Regions from separate parts of the Homo sapiens genome. Here regions 1 and 3 are each linked to region 2. A link is a loop called in an ENCODE intact Hi-C map of the cell type or tissue named here. Cell type or tissue: Caco-2. All regions are shown on one strand.

Region 1 (2,500 bases), 350 kb before region 2:
AAAACCCATAGACTCTGTCTTTAATTACTTGCCATTTCTACCCTAGGCCATCTAAACTTTGCTCAGGCGAGAAGAGTACGTGAGAGGCCCGTTCCCTTGATGTGCAAGAGAGCTAATGAAAGACTGACCTTGCTCAAAACCACGCCGCCCAGGACCCAGCTCTGGCTCTGGACAGTTAAACTAAAACCATTTTCAACTTCTTCCCGGCCTTTTATCCACCAGCATAGCCTCATGCCTTGCACAAATGCCACCCAGAGAGTGTCTTCATTCCCTCTGATTTGGGAGAGCATTTTGGTCTTTATTCTTTTTATCGTTGTTTTCTTCTTTTTGTTTGCTCTGCTCTAACCGGGGGCTTTATTTTTTCTACCCAGAGCACTTAATTTTTTTTTTTTAACAGCAAAGCCTCTGGATGCCGCTTGATTTGCTTGATTCTGTTTTCTGCTTCCAGAATCCTAACAAATTTGGAATCTTCCACCGACCAGCATAAACCAGGACGTTGCTATTGGGTTATTTATTTGAGCTCATTTTTGCCAATCCATAAAGTACAGATTTGCTACAAAGTTAAGGTAAGCCCTTTTTACAAAACTATGATTATAATTTAGAAGAGGGGGTGTGAGTTTCAATTTCCAGAGTTCAACTCCTGAGAGAAGATAAATAAACCAAGCAGAAAAGTCTTTCTTCTTTTTTTCTTTCTCCTTCTAAGAGGACTAGTAGTTGTGTATTAAAACTTTGCTCCCGGAGATCACAAAACTAGGAAATAGGGTGTGTGGGAGAGACCTGAATGGCCGAAACAACCGTAAAGAAGGTGTAAGAAGCGCGAGCCCAGGAGGGAAAAAGCTGGGCCAGGGCCGGGACAAAGGTTTCCCAGGGAGGGCCAACTCTTCCGTGTCTCTGGCGGGTTTTCCTTGTTAAAGGCTCACAGGTTGGAGCCTGTTCGCGGCTCTTGGCCTGGTAGGGATTTTATTAGCTCTGCTCTGGCAACTGCAAGCCAGGAACACAATGTCCTGTGCAGGGGATTGCCCATGCAGCCCAGCTCGTGAGATCGCGGGATGGCGGGGCAGTGAGCCGGTGCCGCTCTGGGAGCCTGAGCCAGGGCGGCAGTCCTGTCGGCCTCGGAGAGGGAACTGTAATCTCGCAACCAGGCCGCCGCGAGGCCTTCTGCCTTTGCAAAGCTGCGCCCCACCGGCGCCCTCCCAGGCGGCGCTGCCTTCCACATTCTCTCCTGGTCTACTTGGCCTGTACCTCCACAACATCCTCCCCCCATCCCTCCCAGACTCCGTGCTGGCTCCTACCCGGACTCGGGCTTCCGTAAGGTTGGTCCACACAGCGATTTCTTCGCGTGTGGACATGTCCGGGTAGCGGTTCCTCTGGAAAGTGGCCTCCAGCTCCTGGAGCTGCTGGCTGGTAAAGTGAGTCCGCTGCCGCCTTTGCCGCTTCTTCTTAGACGGGTCCTCGGCGCCCACGTCCTCATTCTTCCCCTGCTGGCTTTTATCTTTCTCTGAAAACGAAACACACACACTTTCCCGTCAGCATGCCCACCTGCAACGCGGACGCCAACTGGACCGGCGGCAGAAGCCGTGGAAGAGCTGGGCTGCCTGGCGCCGGAGGAGGGTGCGCGCGGCGGCTCCGGGCCGCGAGGAGCGCTGCGCCTGTGGGGTGTGCAGGCGCAAGTGTGGGTGTCCGCGCCCCATTTCCTCCCCTCCCCCAGCGCCGCACGTTTTATTTACATGTTTATCTCACTGCAGCGGCACATTCACTTTTATAGCCTGTGCTTTCAAGTATATTTATACACCTCTGCGCAGACACACCAAATCTCCTGGGACGCGCACACGCGCGTGGTTTACAGACCCCCCTCCCCCTCGCAGAAAGCTCAGATTTCCATGCGGTTTGGGAAGGCTAGGAAAAGATGTGGGGATTCGGTTGGGCACCGAAGTTCGCCGGCCCTTTCCCAAAAAAAAAAAAAAAATGCCTCTTCGCGAAGGGCATTTCTGAGTGGTTTCAGGCAATTTCCTAACGAGTGGAGCTCCTCGGGAGCTGAAAGCCGAGAGGAAAACAGGGACAGAGGTCGGCGGCCTCTGAAGGTCCTCGAATCAAGATGCTGGGATTTTTGTGACCCAGGAAACAGAAGGGAGGCCAGGGTACGAATAGAGAGGGCGGCAGAATTGCTCGCGCCCTTAGCGCCCCAGGAGCCGGGCCGGTCGAGGGAGAACTAAAGGGATGCGGGGTAGTCAAAATTCCGGCTCCCGGAAGTTCTGCGGGGAGCCAGGCGAACGACCACTCCCACCACGCCTCCCCCCGGAGGGGCTGACTTCCTTGGGGCGAGAGGGAGCGGGTGGCGCAGAGCAGCTGAGCGGGAATGTCTGCAGGGCGGCGCGGCGCCTTACCTGCGGCCTCCGGGCTGGAGGTGTCGGAGATGGTGTGCACCTCCAGCCTGTGCTTGGAGGAGTCCAGCGACCGGGGCTGACCGGGAGCCAGAACCGAAGCCATGGCTAACGGCTGG
Region 2 (2,500 bases):
TGCACAGCCTGGTCTCAAACTCCTGGCCTCAAACTCCTGGCCTCAAGTGATCCTCATGCCTCGGCCTCCCTGGCCCTGCATCTGGCTCTTAGAAGAGCATTTCTTAAAACCAAAAAAACCCACACATCATGAAGAAAAACACTGAGATATTTAATTATTTCAAAATAATAAAAATCTCTGTATATAAAAAAGTTATATAAAAATAGGAAAATATAAAGTAAAACTATCCCAGATATTTGGGATGCATATAAGTGATAAAGAATTAATGTACAACAAATGAAGGATTTCTACAGATTGAGAAGAAAAGGATATATGAACCAATAAAATAGGTAAAGGATATGAACAGGGACTTCACAGAAGAGGCAAACTAATATAGCAAGTAAACAGATCAAGAGATGCTTAGAACCATGAAATTTATATTAAGCAATGATAAGATATTATTTTACATCTATTGGGTTGGCAGAAATTGAAAGTCTGGAAAATATCAAGTGTTGCTGAGTATGTGGAGCAGTGGGAACTTTCATGCACTGCTTGTGTGAATATAATTTGGTGCAATAACCTTAGGGAATATTTTAGCATTCTAGTAAATTGTAGAAGGCACATATTCTAAGTCACATTCCAGGAAAGGTTAGAAAATGGAGATGATGATTAGTGGATAAAAGAAATACTCTATCCTGGCTGTTCTATACAAGGCAATAAAGAAAGATACTAAATGAAGTAGAGGCATATGTATCAACAGGTATACATCTAGAAAACCCAATGATAAGTGAAAATGTAAGATGCATAATCATACAGAGAATGATATCATTTACAAAATTTAAAACATACTGTATACTGTTTTTAGATAAATATATACTTAGTAAAACATATACATGTGAAATATACATGCCAATTTCAGGATATTGGTCAAGTCTGTAGAGGGAAGAAAAGAGAAATGTGGCCTGGGGTGGGTTCAAAGGGGATTCGACTCTACTTGTAATATTTCCTCTTTTAAAAATGAAAACACAGCAACATGTTAAGAGTTCGTGAAGCTCATCATATTCTATGCATTTTTTGTTTGCTTGAAATATTTAAATTTTCAAAAATTTTTTAGTCAACCATTAGATTTTCATGTTTATTAAAAATTACTAAACATTAAATTTTGTAAACTTGTAATCAAATGGATTATGCAGTATTAAGAAGTTGAGGTTATTAAAATTTAGAGGCTGAGAGGAGCAGCCCAGCAGAGGTGGAATCAGACCCCCAGGAAGGGGACCCTGGACGACTGGAGTGATGTTTCTGAGGGGGAATCATGAGGCTGGAATGGGAATATGAGAACCACAAATGGGAGTCGCTTGCTACTACTGGAATAAACAGCCACTACCAGGTTGAAGCAACATTTCTGAGGTCATCCTAGAGAAACAGGAAGGACCCAGTGCCTTCTCCTGTCTTTCAGCCTCCCTCTGGTGCCCCCTAACGTCAGAGCATAACAGGGAGCAGCTGGCAAAGCAGAAATAAGTCTTAAGAGTTTTCAGAATCACACCCTAGAATCACAAAACAGAGTAGAGAGCATGGTTTTAAAGCTGAGTACCTTAGTAACTTAGTATATTTCTCAGTCACTTCACAGAACCTCCTGTCTATCCCAACCTCCAGAATATCACTTCATAATGGTAAAGAATAGAGGATGCTTGTTCTTCCACGAGCCATCTAATATGGTTCTGCAAGAAGTCAGCATTCTTCTAGCCTCTTCCTGCTGCTTCCTTGCAGGCAATTTCACTTCTACCCCATGTAAGCGCGTGTTTATTAATAAACCCTTTATTTTATTTTGTTTAGGTCTTCCACACATTTCATTCCCCACCCCACAAAAACTTTGGCAAGTAACTCAGCCTTTCTCTGTACTTCAACCCCTGCCATGATCTGGAGGGATAACAGTGTCTATGTGAAAGCCCATGAGAGACCCAGCTTCTCAGCTCCTCCATCTCGTGGACTCCAACTCCTCCAATCCAGCTTCACAAAAGCAACCCAGCTCTGTGGTCTCACGTTTGATTTTGTGATTCCTGAACACCCTCCTATTGTCAAATATTCATTACATGTTCTCTGCTTTTTTAGAATAACTACATGATCTTTTATCTCTCGCAGACTCTTTCTTCTATTTAGCTTGTTTTCTTACTCCATGAAATCACTACTGTCTTCCTCTAACTCTTCACTTTTCTCCATGTCTACCTATGCTTCTCTGGGTTTACTATTTTCCTTACTTGCCTTAGACCATAAGAACAGCACTTTAATGATATTGTTATAGTTACCTTTGCTTCCTCTCCTCTGCCTTACTCTCTCATTATAGATGTAGATCAGCACTCCTGGATTTTTAGTGAAGAGATCTAGATTCTTTGCTCCCGCACCAGGAAGGCTGCTGGGCCACTCCAGATTCTACCTTTTTCAGCCAAGAGTCTTGAAAGTATAGTCTGCCTTTGCTATTTCCACGTCTTCATCTCTACCCACTGCAGTCTATCTATTGCTTTGC
Region 3 (2,500 bases), 330 kb before region 2:
CTAAATTGCTTAAGAAAGTAAAGTGGTTAAACTGGAAAAGAGGAACATATTTCGGAGGTTTAGAATCGAAAATTTTTTTCTTAATCTCCAGCTGGAAAATAATTCTCTGCATCCATTTAAAGTGTATCTCCTGAAGTGCCAGATTGGAGTTGACTGGTGATCAATTTAAAGGAGTTACAATCCAAAGAAATGGTGAGAGCTTGGCATCCAGGCCTGGCTCCCAGGTAATTCGCTTGGGCCTGAGAGGTCACTAACTGCCAGTTAAGATGGAATCTTTTTCTTTTCTTTTTTTTCCCAATGGATAACAATGGGAAGGGGGCTAATCTTCCAGTAGCTGAAACTTTGTACCCAGCCCTTTATCTTGAGAATGCTAATCCTTGGCCCGAGGATTTGTTCCTGCAGTGTTGGCACCGAGATTTAAGGGAAGATACCTCGTTTTAAATGCCAGCCACGGTCTGGCTTCCCTCTCGACTTCAGCACCCTGTAGATTGTTAGTGTCTGTGGCGGGGGACGAAAGGAACAGGGCTTTGCAAGGTCTGTTTGCCGACTGCGTTACCTTGGGCGAAACTTAGCCCCAAAAGCCACAAATCACCTACGGTGAAGATTCTCCGAAGTGGAACAAATTTCCAGACTCGCATTATCTCACATCCCTGCGGGATAGATGGCCTCCACTTACCGGCTACCGGGAGAGAGCTGCTGTCTCCGCGTCCCACTGCTTCCCGGGGCGATTTCCAGCGAGCCGAGCCTCCGGCTGCACGGCAAGCGCCCGAAAGCCGGGCCTGAGAGGACTGCAGGGCTCCTGAGGGTGCCAAGTTCCGAAGGAGTCCACGGGTGCACTGGGGCCTCCGAAATCTAGCCGCCACTGGCAGTTTCTTTCTGCTCCTCTCCAGCTTTCTCGCTCGGTCTCGCACTCTCTCTCCTCTCCCTCCCTCTCATCCCTCTCTCTTCCCTCTGCTCCTACTCCGTGTGGGGAGTGACGTGACGTCAGCAGAGATTCCACCAAACTCCACTGCACAGTGGCGCGCGGGCGGCCGGCCGAGCCCGGCTGCGCGGCTGGCGATCCAGGAGCGAGCACAGCGCCCGGGCGAGCGCCGGGGGGAGCGAGCAGGGGCGACGAGAAACGAGGCAGGGGAGGGAAGCAGATGCCAGCGGGCCGAAGAGTCGGGAGCCGGAGCCGGGAGAGCGAAAGGAGAGGGGACCTGGCGGGGCACTTAGGAGCCAACCGAGGAGCAGGAGCACGGACTCCCACTGTGGAAAGGAGGACCAGAAGGGAGGATGGGATGGAAGAGAAGAAAAAGCAATCTGCGCCAACCCGGCAGCCCTAATAAATCAAAGGGGGAGCGCCAGGGCAGCGGGGAGACAGAAACGTACTTTTGGGGAGCAAATCAGGACGGGCTGGGAGGAAGCGACAGGGAAAGTGGCCCAAGAGACGGAACAAAGGACAATGTTCATGGGGTTGTTTGGGACGAGGCGTGTGGAGTGTGGGTGTGAGCGTGCGTGTGTGACCTTCTTTCAGGCCTGCAGAGTTGAGGAAAGAGGTCACAGCAAAGAGGGACTGCGGAGGGAGGAAAGTGAGAGACCGGTAGAGGGCGGGAGTGGAGGTGGGCGCGGTGGGGATGGGAGAGGATGAGTGAAGAGAAATCTAGAAGAATGGAGTGAGCTAGTGGGAGAGGGTGGGAGGGCCACAGCCGGGAGCGAACGAGCTAGGCTTGTCAGCTGGGGAAGGCCGGGACGCTGGGCCCAGCTTAGCTGGGACACCGCGCCCGAGGTCAAGGCGGGTGGACCAGGCATGCTGAGAGTGTCGGCGCACAGGTGGGCACGGCCACGCACTGACCCAGTGTTCACGAAGGGTTTGCACTGGACAAGGCTCAGACGCTCATAGAGTCTAGAATTTCCTCTGCTGTACCTACATTCAACAAGTTCACCCTGGGTCACGGATATCTCATTTTTTAAAATGACGAGGTTAAGGTTCCTGGCGAGGATGGTATTAAATTGCACGGGATAGAAGTGGGGGTGGGGGAGAGAGTTTCCCTCAAGTCCACATTTGCTCCTGCAAAGCAAAGAGTATGTGAAATTACAGGGCATATTCTCACTCGAAAAGTGTGCCTTACTTCTGAACCCTGATTTTCTGATTTCTTGACTTGAGCAAAGATGTGTATTTTGGTAGTGAGCAGAATATTTTGGCTCTGTCCTGCCTCTGAGTGGAAGGACTATAAATATAATTCGCCTGGAGGACCAGGTGTGAAGGCTTCTGCCAGGCATATGGGACAATGTTTTTTCAATCTCAAGGGCATCCTGTTAATGTATGTTTTTGGAAAGTGCCGGAACACAGCCATTGCTCCTGGATTCGGATTTTCCCACCAATATTAATTCCTGCTTGAGAGCAAAACTCAGGCCCGCTATTAAAAAGACATCTCTTTGGTCCCTAATTGAGAATAAAGTTCCCTCTAAAAGTTGTATTGCTCTTCCTAAATCAATATACCAATACTCGCAATTTTAG

The links. Peaks named below come from ENCODE experiments on the same cell type or tissue, not always from the same donor. Only the 100,000 strongest peaks of a DNase experiment are listed, where the experiment ranks them.
Region 1: a loop joins it to region 2, with 6 times the contacts of the local background. A loop is called at or near these places in 18 of 110 quality-filtered maps.
Region 3: a loop joins it to region 2, with 3 times the contacts of the local background. A loop is called at or near these places in 18 of 110 quality-filtered maps.

Annotation. Positions count from the first base shown.
Region 1 is chr4:110,619,872-110,622,371 of GRCh38, forward strand. It overlaps PITX2 (paired like homeodomain 2), which reads right to left. Exons shown (of 3, transcript NM_000325.6): 1 at 2,385-2,500; 2 at 1,293-1,498. Among named protein-coding and RNA genes, the nearest start is that of PITX2, 2.0 kb to the right of the region's middle. RefSeq lists enhancers at 1-507, 1,162-1,814. In Caco-2, no CTCF peak of the experiment used is centred here; DNase peaks (open chromatin) are centred at 1,190 and 2,470; H3K4me3 peaks cover 1,639 bases.
Region 2 is chr4:110,969,405-110,971,904 of GRCh38, forward strand. No RefSeq gene overlaps it. Among named protein-coding and RNA genes, the nearest start is that of MIR297, 110 kb to the left of the region's middle. In Caco-2, a CTCF peak has its summit at 1,450 (motif pointing left); a DNase peak (open chromatin) is centred at 1,437.
Region 3 is chr4:110,636,105-110,638,604 of GRCh38, forward strand. It overlaps a transcript of PITX2 not described here. Among named protein-coding and RNA genes, the nearest start is that of PITX2, 14 kb to the left of the region's middle. RefSeq lists an enhancer at 1,757-2,257. In Caco-2, no CTCF peak of the experiment used is centred here; DNase peaks (open chromatin) are centred at 517, 977 and 1,567; H3K4me3 peaks cover 1,870 bases.